2 separate regions of the Homo sapiens genome follow, and region 2 is linked to region 1. Evidence: chromatin contacts called from ENCODE Hi-C or POLR2A ChIA-PET data. All regions are on one chromosome and are shown on one strand. The core of a region is the stretch at or near the end of the contact, and the rest is flanking DNA. Distances in the headings are between cores, read along the strand shown. Region 1 overlaps ABCC1 (ATP binding cassette subfamily C member 1 (ABCC1 blood group)). Region 2 overlaps MARF1 (meiosis regulator and mRNA stability factor 1).

What was found. Hi-C counts contacts between places; a loop is a spot of excess contacts on that map. ChIA-PET counts read pairs that join two places held with the same protein, here RNA polymerase II (POLR2A). Pooled maps may share reads with other maps.
Region 2: a loop to region 1 is called in a pooled map, with 3 times the contacts of the local background. The contact joins two enhancer-like sites. A Hi-C loop is called at or near these places in 1 of 168 maps with a recorded cell type or tissue (endothelial cell of umbilical vein) and 1 of 50 pooled maps. POLR2A ChIA-PET finds 5 or more read pairs at or near these places in 2 of 52 experiments (BJ and GM12878).

The regions. Positions count from the first base shown.
Region 1 is chr16:16,123,832-16,130,435 of GRCh38, reverse strand. It overlaps ABCC1 (ATP binding cassette subfamily C member 1 (ABCC1 blood group)), which reads right to left. Exons shown (of 31, transcript NM_004996.4): 25 at 5,521-5,647; 26 at 4,525-4,626. Among named protein-coding and RNA genes, the nearest start is that of ABCC6, 96 kb to the left of the region's middle. Within about 2 kb of position 2,640, at least 6 of the 41 ENCODE cell types and tissues checked have a DNase peak (open chromatin) inside an H3K27ac peak, as active enhancers do.
Region 2 is chr16:15,588,281-15,594,896 of GRCh38, reverse strand. MARF1 (meiosis regulator and mRNA stability factor 1) reads left to right here. Exons shown (of 27, transcript NM_014647.4): 27 at 1-510. Among named protein-coding and RNA genes, the nearest start is that of MIR6506, 20 kb to the left of the region's middle. RefSeq lists enhancers at 3,531-3,825, 3,172-4,371. Within about 2 kb of position 3,861, at least 33 of the 41 ENCODE cell types and tissues checked have a DNase peak (open chromatin) inside an H3K27ac peak, as active enhancers do.

The DNA of each region.
Region 1 (6,604 bases), core at 1,391-3,890:
AAACAAGAAAACAATAACATAAATATTGAAGTATGTTTCAGTGTTGGGTGAATTTTGTTTTTAGATGCCAATAAAACTTACTTTTTGATAAAAAAAAATTTAAATAAATATTTATAAATGGAGTCAATGAAATGAGTGGTCTTCTCTGGACAGACACGACAATAAAAGTGAGTTACCCTGGCTGCCCACCCCGGCAGGAAGGCAAGGATAAAAGCAGCATCTGTATCGCAGTGTCTCATCCAATCCTCACAGCAACCCCATGTGGGAGGGTCCTTTCATTATCCCCAGTTTACACACAAGGAGACTGAGACACAGAGAGGGGCGGTAACTTGCCCAGGGACACACAACCCTCCTTTTGAAAAGTAGTTCAGTTCAGCATTTCCTGAGGCCCACAGCTGGATATGGCCTGGGCCAGGTTCACTGGTTTTAGCCTCGGGGAATGCACCTCCCCGTCCAGGGCACACACAGGTGCTGAACCAGGCTGCAGAGCACATGGCCAAGCTCAGGGGCACTGCAGACGGCACATAACAAGAAAACGCCGGGCAACTTTTAGGCAAGACATGCAGCCCTTTTGTGGACGTGCTATAAAATCACAGCGTTGCCGGCGCAGTGGCTCACACCTGTAATCCCAGCACTTAGGGAGGCCGAGGTGGGCAGAACACTTGAGGTCAGGAGTTTGAGACCAGCCTGACCAACATGGTGAAACCCTGGCTCTACTAAAAATACAAAAATTAGCTGGGCCTGATGGTGGGAGCCTGTAATCTCAGCTACTTGGGAGGTTGAGACACGACGATCACTAGAATCTGGGAGGCAGAGGTTGCAGTGAGCCAAGATAAAACCACTACACTCCAGTCTGGGTGACACAGCAAGACTCCTCTGTCTCAAAAAAAAAAAAACAAAAAAAAACCCCACCACCACCGCCAACAACAAAAAGTATTATTTTTTATTTTGTAGAGACGATGTCTCACCATGTTGCCCAGGATCGTCTCAAACTCCTGGGCTCAAGTGATCCATCTGCCTTGGCCTCCCAAAGTGCTGGGATTACAGGCGTGAGCCACCGCGCCTGGCCAAAAAATAAATGTTATTATTGAGCGCTTACAATGCAACTAAGGCAAGTTGCTCTGCTCAGCACTTGAGACCCATGATCTCATCTGAGCCTCACAGCAGCCCTTAGAGGCAGTGACTGTTACTATACACAGATGCAAAGGTGCCTCATGGTTAAAGAAAAGGTTTCACAGGATAACAGGTAGATTCCACTTACGTTAAAAGAAAAAGAAACAAGCAAACAAAAGTGTTGGGGTATGTGGGAATCCACACGGGAAAGTTTTGGGGGAAATTCACCCGAATGCTAATGGGGCCTCTCTCTGGAGAGGAGAGGAACGGGGCGAACAGGAACAAACTGTCTTTCTCCACCATAAACTTCTTTGTTTTTTTGTTTTTCGAGACAGAGTCTCACTCTGTCACCCAGGCTGGAGTGCAGTGATGTTTCTTCAGCTCACTGCAACCTCCACCTCCCGGGTTCCAGCGATCCTCCCACCTCAGCCTCCCAAGTAGCTGGAATTATAGGCACCTGCCACCATGCCAACTAATTTTTGTATTTTTAGTAGAGACGGGATTCACCGTTGGCCAGGCTGGTCTCGAACTCCTGGCTTCAAGTGATCCACCCACCTTGGCCTCTCAAAGTGCTGGGATTGCAGGCGTGGGCCACTGTGTCCAGCCCTGTATTGATTTTTTCTTTTTTAAAACAACAAGTGTATCTCTATTTTATAATTTATGTACATAATTGAAGGGGAGATGCTATAACAACACAGTGAGCGGAATGGAGAGAAGTATGTGGAACTTTCTATCTATATATAAAAATACATGCAAATACAGAATAGTGGTAGGACTAATGAGGACAATTACTTTCTCTTGGGTTTGTCAAACACGATCCTTCTAAAAATATAAAAGTCAGTCAAAAGTAAAATGCTTTTAAAAACTGAACTCAGGCCGGGTGTGGTGGCTCACACCTGTGATCCCAGCACTTTGGGAGGCTGAGGCGGGTGGATCACGAGGTCAGGAGTTCGAGACCAGCCGGGCCAACATGGTGAAATCCCTTCTCTACTAAAAATACAAAAATCGCCTGTAATCCCAGCTACTCAGGAGGCTGGGAATCGCTTGAACCCAGGAGAAGGAGGTTGCAGTGAGCTGAGATCATGCCACTGCACTCCAGGCTGGAGCGAGACTTAAGTCTCAAACAAACAAAAAAAAAACTGAATTCAATCTAACTGAACGCTTTAACTGGGTGAATTCCATGGCATGTGAAATTCACATGTCAATGAGGCTATTATAAAAACTAATGAAATAAGTTAGCTGGGCGGGGTGGTGGGTACTTGTAATCCCAGCTAATTGGGAGGCTGAGGCAGGAGAATCACTTGAACCCAGGAGGTGGAGGTTGCAGTGAGCTGAGATCGTGCCACTGCATTCCAGCCTGGGCAAAAAAAAAGCCAAATTCCATCTAAAAAAAAAAAAAAAAAAAACCTAATGAAATACCTTGTAAGTGAATTAAATTCAGTGTCAAGTTGGAAGCCGCCGGTGTAATACACCCTTGGTTCCTCACGGGGGCACTCACGCCATTCTTACAATGCTCACCCGTGACATGGGACCTGGTTCACCCAGTCAGAATGTTAAAGGAGTGGGCCGAGGTCACCTCTGTGAATTCCTCAGGAGGACAGACCTTACAGAGGCCTTGGTCTCACTCCCAAGGGGCATCTCTCCTCAGGAGGCCGGGTAGCATGACTCCCATGGCACTGGATAGGGTCTCTGAGGAGGCACAGGCTCAACGCCTAGGTCTGCCATTTACCAGCCATGTGATCTTGGGCAAGTAACTTCAGCTTTTTGTCTCAGTTTCCTCACCTGTAAAATGGGGGTAATAGTAGCATCTAAATTATAGGGCTGGGCTGGGCATGGTGGCTCCCGCTTGTAATCCCAGCACTTTGGGAGGCCAAGGCAGGCAGATCACTAGAGCTCAGGAGATCAAGATGAGTCTGGGCAAAATCCCGTCTCTACTAAAAATACAAAAATCAGTCCGGTGTGATGGCATATGCCCGTGGTCCCAGACACTCAGGAGGCAGAGGTAGGAGAATCACTTGAGCCTGGGAGGCAGCGAATGAGATCGCACTACACTCCAACCCGGGCAAGAGTGAGACCGTGTCTCAAAAATCAGTCATAGAGCGGGGTAAAGACTGAGTGCATTACTCTATATTAAACGTTTAAGTCTGGGCCTGACATTCTACAAGGCACTATGTGTGTCCCTGTTATCATTAATGTAGGGTGGGGGTGTCGCCAGGCATTATTGTGATTATCTATTATCACTGCTGTTCCTACTTGTGCTGCTGTTCAGGGCCTAAGAAGGCAGTTATTAAGGGCAACGCAACATCAAAGACTGGAGGCACGGGTCCTAGTCCCAGCTGTTCTACCAAGCCACGTGGGACCTTGGATCAGCTGTTGTCCCTCCCCAGGTTCCCTTTTTCTCCATCTATAAAAAGGGGACTGGGGTTCAATAACGGCAGGGTTTCCCAAACTTTGGTCAGTTCCCAGCTACATCATTCGTGTAGTATGCATGTACTCATTCTCTTGTTGTTTTAATATGCTTAATCAAGTCACTTAGACTTAATTTCTCAACTTACTTAAGAGGAAAATTTATTACAATCACAAAAGGAAAAGTAGTATTATTTTCCGTAACAGGAGTCCCCTATACAAATACATAACAGGCCAGGCGCAGTGGCTCACGCCTGTAATCCCAGCACTTTGGGAGGCTGAGGCAGGCGGATCACCTGAGGTCAAGAGTTTGAGACCAGACTGGCCAACTTAGTGAAACCCCCATCTCTACTAAAAATACAAAAATTAGCCAGGCATGATGACAGGCACCTGTAATCCCAACTATTTGGGAGGCTGAGGCAGGAGAATTACTTGAACCTGGGAGGAGGAGGTTGCAGTGAGCCGAGATTGTGCCACTGCACTCCAGCCTGGGTGACAGTGAGACTCCATCACACACACAAAAAAACCAAATTCATAACAAATAACAGAAGGTTATTTCTGATAGACAGAATCCGTCCTGTTGAAGACTCCAAGTGTGAGGGCTGCTGTTTATCTGTCTGTTGAAGGGAGATCATCTCAATTGCTAAGGTGTTAAAGACCTGCTAGCCCCAGACTAAGACTTTCTCTGTGATACCATCAGAAGTTATGAAAGAGAAATAGAGGGGGAAACTTCTTCACAATGTGAATACCTTCTGAATGCCCTGACAGCATCCCACAGTCTCGTATATGGATACCCCAGATCTTGGGTAAAGCCGGTAAACTATTTTCACCCTAAAACCGGGCTCTAAATAAGTGCTGCAAAAAGACTGGACAAGCGTTAAGATGCACTTCTACCTGGTGAGGTATCCAGCTCAGAGGCAGAGGTGCACAGGATAGGGTCCAGAGATCTCCTTGGGGTAAAGCTACACCAAAGACCAAGAGGTCCAGCCAGGGGCCCTTGCCTACCTCCTTCTCAGTCTCTGAATACTCCTTGAGCCTCTCCACGGCCACGATGTTGGTTTCCATTTCAGATGACATCCGAACCAGCCAGTTCAAGTACGTGGTGACCTGTGAGTGGAAGAGTCACGTGGCATTTCTAGAGTAAGCGGGCGTACTTGACTTTCCTTTTTCTTTTTTTCCACTGAGATAATAGGAAACAAATTATTTTCAACAAGTATGAATTATGGGAGGCTGAGGCGGTCAGATCACCTGAGGTCAGGGGTTTGAGACCAGCCTGGCCGATGTGGCGAAACCCCATCAGTCACTACTAAAAATATAAAAATTAGCCAGGCATGGTGACGCACACCTGTAAACCCAGCTATTTGGGAGGCTGAGGCAGAAGAATCACTTGAACCCAGGAGGCAGAGGTTGCAGTGAGCCGAGATCCCACCACTGCATTCCAGCCTGGGTGACAGAGTGAGATTCCGTCTCCAAAAAAAATAAATAAATAAAAATAAAAGGTTATGAGTTATGAAACATTCAGGTAAGAAAGGTACCGAAATTAGCAACCCCAGGTATAGCCATCACCCAGGCCTGCCACATTGCCATCTCCTAAGCACACACATTTCCAAAATAACTCATGGGCCACATAATAAGAAACTGGAAAATATTTTTAGCCAGGTGACAATATGAAAACACAATGTATCATCATTTGTGAGATGCAGCTAAAGCAGTTCTTAGAGGGAAATTCATAGCTTTAAAAGCATTCCCCTCGTACCTGGAAGTATCCTCTTGGGCCACTAAGGAATCTGTGTGACTGATGGGGAAAATCCTGGCCACATGTCAAATCCGTCTCCTGCTCTAGTTGGTCACCAGGCACTGTGGCACTGTACCTGCTCCTCAAACTCCGTACCTCTCAAGTTCCTCTCCCCCATTCCTGTTGGAGCTGGAATCCAAAGCCAAGGACAACTGGCTCCCCCATTAACAGACTTTAATAATCCAGCCAAGAGCATCCCCTCTTACCTGCAATGAGTAAGACACTGAGAGGCCCACCAAGCCAGCACTGAGGCTGTGCCTGGAGATCACCGCAAACAGGGCAGCAAACAGAACGATGCAGTTGCCCACACACTCCAGCCGCACGGCCAGCCACCTGCGCCAAGACACACAGGCAGACAAACAGGCATGGAGTCAGCTCTACAGAGACTTGGCTTACAGCTCTTGGGGGAGGAAGGGGATTCTTTGCTAACTCAAGTAACTCCGCAGTAATTCCAGAGAGAGTCCTTCCTGGCACTGCTTTTTCAAAACATGCACAATGGGCGCAGGGTAGGGAGGGCCGAAGGCACGAGGCCAGTAAATCCTCATTAATCTGGCAAACCCATGGATTAAAACAGAGCTCTCCAGAGGCAATCTTCCCTGGAATCTGAAGCTTGCCTTTTTAAGAACCAACTTTTTTCTCATTGAAGCCTTTAAAATACATACACATAGGCCGGGCGTAGTGGGTCACTCCTATAATCACACACACACACATACACACACACACACACACACACACACACACACAGCCGGGCGTAGTGGGTCACTCCTATAATCACACACACACACACACACACACACACACACACAGTGCATTAACAACAACAAAAAGATGTCCTGGAAATTCCTAAATACTAAGAAGACATCAACTGTAAGAGACACTAGGGATTTAAAATAACCATCGTTTCTCGGCCTTTTGGCTAAAAACAAGTAGAAAATAACAGTCTCTTGTTACGAGACAGATCTGGGAGGGGAGTGCGTAACTAGTACGAGTAAACATCATTGTAACGTTCCCAAGCCCAGACTCTTCATTTCAAAGTGTTAAAATATACTATTTTACCCTTTAAAATAGAAACAGAAATCATGTTTTCTGTCATTTTGTTTTTTTGAGATGGGGTCTTACTCTGCCATCCAGGCTGGAGTGTGGATGACATGATCACAGCTCACTGCCGCCTCAACCTTCCAAGTTCCAGTGATCCTCCTGCCTCAGCCTGAGTAGCTGCGACTACAGGCCCATGCCACCACACCTGGCAAATTTTTGGTTTTTTGTTTTGTTTTTAGAGACAGGGTCTCC
Region 2 (6,616 bases), core at 2,612-5,111, 540 kb after region 1:
GAACAGGTTCTTTGGGCAACAGACAAAGAAGAATCAAGTTCTGTGCTGTCCCGTGAGTGTGTCTGAGTACCATTCACTGGAGTTGCTGCTTAGGTCTGGGACGTGTGTGTGACTCTTAACAATTGCTGTCTGAAAATGAGAGAGAAGACTTCGGAAGCACATTGTGTTCATAATGTACTCCACAATGGCCAGTCCAATTGCTATCTATTTTTTTATCCAGAGGCTTAATTAAATGATGTGGTAAAATGATGTTTGAGCATTAAGACAATGTAATTCTTTATTTCTGGGTGGAAAGATATACCGGATTAAATTTATCTGTTTAAAAAAATGACAAAAGTTATCACCAAAACCCCCTTTCCCATCTTGCACTGTTTGTTTTGGATTGGGTTTGGGGGAAAGAGATGTTTTTCTTAGTTGTCTACTTTGTTTGAACACTTTTGTTGTGGTTCAAGTGCTGTTTTGTGTGTTGGGACCAAACAGTTGTCAATAAACTTTACAAGCGAGCATCTATTTTGAGTTTCCCAAGTGAGTGGTTTTGTCTGTCTGTCTGTCTGTGGGGAGGAATTACAAACCAATACAGTTCTGCCATCTTTCATTTTGGGTCTCCTCAACTTCTCTCCCCTTCTGGAAATAGAATTGTGAGGTGGAGAGTAAATCCGTCTACATCTTAGAGGCCTTTTAAACTCAGCACACGCCGAAGCAGGTGGCTGGATGGTGGGCCCTTCGTCGTCAGGATCCTCCAAGTTTTCCAGCCTTTGTTCCAGCTTATAATTACATGTGGGAAAATACAGTAACCACAAAAACCTTCCAGTTAGAAAACTCTATTAATTCCTAGGCTCTCTCTTCTTGTGAAAGAAATCCAGCGTGCCCGCTGTCTCGTTTTTGGTCACTGCTAAGCATGCTTTTTGAATAAGCCAATTTGGAAAAGAGTTATTCCACAGATACAGTTGTGAAGCCCTCCCATCCCCTGAGACCGCCATTACCCCGTCACCCCTGCCACCAGCACCCTCTGGCAAGAATTTAAAAGGACCCAGAAGAGACTTGAGTAAATTGCTTCTTGATGACATTTTTTTCAAGTTCAGCAATGTTAAAAGCTGCTAAAGACCTTTCCAAACATTTCACGATGGCAAATTTGTGCAGAAAAAGTTGAGTAGCCATCGTGCCCCTTTTGAGCGGCGTCAGGAGGTCTTGTTAGGTGTGGACTGGGGCTGGAACGGTGGCTTTGCATTTATCTTTGTTTGTTTCCCACCTAGGAAGGTGATTCAGAGGTGGGGGCCTAGAAGACAGCTGTCTGGGGGAGAGCAGACCTGTCCGTAGCAGAGGGGGCTGCGCTGATTGAAGAAGATCTGTTCCCTCTCTGTTCCCTTTGCCAGAAGGAGCGTTGCGCTTTGGGATTCACCTTCACTTTCTAGCTGCTTCCATGGGCAGAGGGTGAGTCATGGCGCAGAAGCCCTCAGCGGCCTCCACCCACCTGCTGTCCCCATTGCTGGGGGGGGGGGCGGTGGGCGGCAAAACTTCCTCAATTCTCCTAGTGTCCCTGGCTGGGCCTTAAACTGACAAAGACATTAATAGGAAAAAAGCAAACAAATTTTACTTCATACCAGTTTTGCGAGAGTCTTCATAAGGAAATGAAGACCCCAGAGAAATGGCTAAGCCTGAGTGGTTTTTTGTTTTGTTTTTTGGTTTTTTGAGACAGTCTCACTCTGTCACCCAGGCTGGAGTGCAGTGGCATAATCTCAGCTCACTGCAACCTCCACCTCCCAGGTTCAAGCGATTGTCCTGTCTCAGCCTCCCGAGTAGCTGGGATTACATATGTGCACCATCACACTGGCAAATTTTTGTATTTTTAGTAGAGATGAGGTTTCACCATGTTGGCCAGGCTAGTTTTGAACTCCTGAGCTCAAGTGATCCTCTGGGCTCAGCCTCCCAAAGTGCTGGAATTACAGGCATGAGCCACCACGCCTGGCTGAGAACGCTTTTTTTTGGGGGGGGGGGGGGCGGGGGGAAAAGGGCTAGAGAGCTTAGAAGGTGCCAAGCCAGAGCACCAAGAGCCAGAACTTTCCTTAGCAAGATGAAGAGAAGAATACACACGTTCCGGGAAGGAACGCCTTGGAAGTGGGGGAGCTGAGGTGCAGAGGAAGAAGGCATTGCAGGGTGGAAGGGGCCGTTCTTAGAGGGAAATCCTGCTCAGTGGCTGGGCTGCTCAGCTCCTCACTCCGCACGAGGTGGTGAACCAACCAGGAGCATCCGCAGGGGAGCAGTACCAGGGCCAGCAGGGAACATATTGGGCCTGCTTGGCACCGTCTCTTCCATCCGCCTCAGGCAGCTCATGTGATGGCCTCCAAAGGCTTCCCAGGTGCAGGGCCTGGGCATGAGGGAACCCCCGCTCCTACCACCCACCTGCCCCCACTGCAGTTTCTGGTATCAGCAAGTGCAGACAAATCCACACTGGGGCTGCAGGGTCGCCGCCCTTGGTATTTCAGCAGCCAGAGTCTGATGCATCAAGGGCAGGTGTGGCAAGAATCAGGAAATACATTTTTTTTTTTTTTGAGACAGAGTCTCACTCTATCGCCCAGACTGGGGTGCAGTGGCACGATCTCGGCTCACTGCAACCTCCTACCGGGTTCAAGCGATTCTCATGCCTCAGCCTCCGAACAGCTGGGATTACAGATGCTGCCACCACACCTGGCTAATTTTTTTTGAGACGGGGTTTTGCCATGTTGCTCTGGCTCGTCTCAAACTCCTGGCCTCAAGTGGTTCACTTGCCTCGGCCTCCCAAAGTGCGGGGATTACAGGCGTAATATAATATAGATATTATATATAGATATAGATATAGATGTCTCTATAATATCTATATATAAATAGATATATCTATTATATATAATAGAGATATATATCTATATATAATATATAGATATCTATATATTATATATAGATATATATCTATATATTATGTATAGATATAATATAGTCACACAGTCAACCATGCCCGGAACCCCCAAGCCCCCACTTTTTTTTTCCGAGATGGAGTCTCACTCTGTTGCCCAGGCTGGAGTGCAATGGTGCGATCTCGGCTCTTTGCAACCTCCGCCTCCTGGTTTCAACCGATTCTCCTGCCTTAGCCTTCCGGGTAGCTGGGATTACAAGCATGTGCCACCACACTTGCTAATTTTTGTATTTTTAGTAGACATGGGGTTTCACCCTGTTTTTTAAATTCTCTAAAAGGAAGAGGACACTTTTTTTGTTGTTGTTGTTGTTGTGTTGTGTTGTGTGTGTGTGTGTGTGTGTGTGTGTGTGTGTGTTTTGAGACAAAGTCTTGCTGTGTCTCCAGACTGGAGTGCAGTGGCGCAATCTCGGCTCACTGCAACCTCTGCCTCCCAGGTTCAAGCGATTCTCCTGCCTCAGCCTCCCAAGTAGCTGGGACCACAGGCGCCCACCACCATGCCCAGGTAATTTTTTTGTATTTTTAGTACAGATGGGTTTTCACCATGTTAGCCAGGATGGTCTCAATCTCCTGATCTCGTGATTTGCCCGCCTCGGCCTCCCAAAGTGCTGGGATTACAGGCGTGAGCCACCGTGTCCAGCCCTGTTTGCTTTTAAATGGGAGAGACCTGTTTAAATCCCTCCGATGGGAAGAGAAAGAACAATTGGGGCTACAGTGGTGGGGAGGGAGGGAGATGAATGATGACTCTGTCACTAACAACCCCTGGGACCGTGGGCAGTGGATTTACTGCCACTTCCTCATCTGTAAAGTGAGAAGTGATAACAGGATCTGACTCACTGTTTCAAGTGTTTATTCTGCCTCCGCTTGCAACCTCTTGCAACCTCCGCTTGAAAAGGGTAATGGATTTACTGCTACTTCCTCATCTGTAAAGTGAGAAGTAATAACAGGATCTGACTCATCAGGCTGATGTGAGGAGGGAACCAGCCAGTGTGAGCACATTGCTCAAGGCATAGAGATAAGCTACAATAAATGTTATTCCCATTATCAACCTCCTCCATGGCTTCTAAAAGGAGCAAGTCTAGGTGTGCAGGACCCCACAGTCTGCAAGGTTTCCCAGCTTGGAAGGTGGCCCTGGTAATCTGGAAGCGTCTGTGACAGCTTAAATAAATTGGATTTTTTAATGTTTTCTTTTTTTAAAAAAATCAGTAGGAATTACAGGAACATACAGTAGGTGTACCCAGAGCTTAGCGGAAGTACCAGAGGCAGGATTTTGATGAGGGTTTGATCTCCTCTGGTTCGTTGGATCTGTGAGTGACTGCTGTATAACTGGCCTGAGGTCAGACCTCGCTGACCCCCCCACTCCCCTCTCCCCTTTTTTTTTGAGATGGAGTCTCGCTCTGTCGCCCAGGCTGGAGTGCAGTGGCACAATCTCTGCTCACCGCAAGCTCTGCTCACTGCAAGCTCCGCCTCCCGGGTTCACGCCATTTTCCTGCCTCAGCCTCCTGAGTAGCTGGGACTACAGGCGTCCACCACCACGCCCGGCTAATTTTTTGTATTTGTAGTAGAGATGGGGTTTCACCGTGTTAGCCAGGATGGTCTCGATCTCCTGAACTCGTGATCCGCCCGCCTCGGCCTCCCAAAGTGCTGGGATTACAGGCTTGAGCCACCACGCCCGGACCCCCCAAGCCCCCCCTTTTTTTTTTCCGAGATGGAGTCTCACTCTGTTGCCCAGGCTGGAGTGCAATGGTGCGATCTCGGCTCTTTGCAACCTCCGCCTCCTGGTTTCAACCGATTCTCCTGCCTTAGCCTCCCGAGTAGCTGGGATTACAAGCATGTGCCACCACACTTGCTAATTTTTGTATTTTTAGTAGACATGGGGTTTCACCATGTTAGCCAAGTTGGTCATGAGCTCCTGACCTCAAGTGAGCCTCCCACCTCGGCCTCCCAAAGTGCTGGGATTACAGGCATGATCCACAGTGCCCAGCCTTGACCCACATTTTTTATGGGGAAAAGAGGGCGGTGGGCCCTTTGCAGCCTGAGTTTTCACTGCACGTTGGAGCGGGAGGGGTCTGTGGTGGGTGGAATTGGGTCCTCCCCAAATGCATGTCTACGTGGAGCCTCAGAATGTGACCTTGGTTGGAAAGAGGGTTTTTGCAGAAGTAATTAAGGAAAGGGTCCAAATGAGATCATACTGCATTCGGGTGGCCCTCACTCCAATGACTGGTGTCTTTTTAAGATGAGAGGGTGCACAGAGGCACATATACAGCGGAGGCGGCCACGTGGAGACAGAGGTGAAGACTGGAGTGGTGCAGCCAGGGAACTGCCAAGGTGCCAGGAGCCACCAGGAGCTGCAAGAGGCAAAAGAAGATTCTTCCCCACAGAGGGAGCAGAGCACCGCAGACAGGTTGATTTCAGGCTTCTGGCCTTTAGGACTGTGAAAGGAGACGGTTCCACTGTTTTAAGTCACCCAGTAGAAGGTCATTCATTATGGCATCCCCAGTACACGAAGAGTCTGGCTTCATGATTGGTCTAGGTTGGTGAAGGAGGACACGGGGTCCTCTGAGGCCATTGTGGTGGCACTGAGTAGCCCAAGGGACCCTTTTCAGCATCAGAATGGTGGGAAGTGGTGTGCAGACCAAAGCCGCGAACACGCAGAGTGGGAGGACTGGGGTCTAGCAGCCTGCTGGGAGGGCCTGTCCAACCAAAGACCTTTTGATCTACAAATTTTTTTTTTTTTTTCGAGACGAAGTCTCGCTGTGTCACCCAGGCTGGAGTGCAGTGGCGCAATCTCAGCTCAGTGTAACCTCTGCTTCCCATGTTCAAGAGATTCTCCTGCCTCAGCTTCTTGAGTAGCTGGGATTACAGGCACAAGTCACCACACCCAGCTAATTTTTGTATTTTTTGGTAGAGATGGGGTTTCTCTGTATTGGCCAGGCTGGTCGCGAACTCCTGGCCTCAAGTGATCAGCCTGCCTCTGCCTCCCGACGTGCTGGGATTACAGATGCGAGCCACCGCACCCAGCCAATTTACAAATATTTTGAAAATGCTACTTATGAATGGCCCAATAATTTTACTTCTAGGAGTTTATCTTAAGGAAAAAATAAAAAATTCAGATGAAACCTTATCCCCCTAGATGTTTATCAAGACACTATTTTTTTTTTCCAGGGGGTGCGATCTTGCTCTGTTGCCCAGGCTGGAATACAGTGGTGTGATCATGGCTCACTGCAGCTGGAACCTCCCAGGCTCCAGCAATCCTCCCACCTCCCAAGTAGCTGGGATCACAGGCCCGCGCCACCGCATATGCCCAGCTATTTGTATTTTTAGTAGAGACAGGGTTTTGCCATGTTGCCCAGGCTGGTCTCGAACTCCTGGACTCAAGCAATCCTCCCGCCTCAGCGCCTGGCCCAAGACACTTTTTTTGTTTTTTTTTGAGATGGAGTCTTGCTCTGTCACCCAGGCTGGAGTGCAATGGCACGATCTCGGCTCACCGCAACGTCTGCCTCCTGGGTTCAAGTGATTCTCCTGCCTTAGCCTCCCAAGTAGCTGGGATTACAGGCACCCATTACCATGCCTGGCTAATCCAAGACACTATTTATAAGAAAACCTAGAACCAGTCTACACATCCAATAGTGAGGAAATGATTAGATGAATTACAGTACATCCACAAGATGG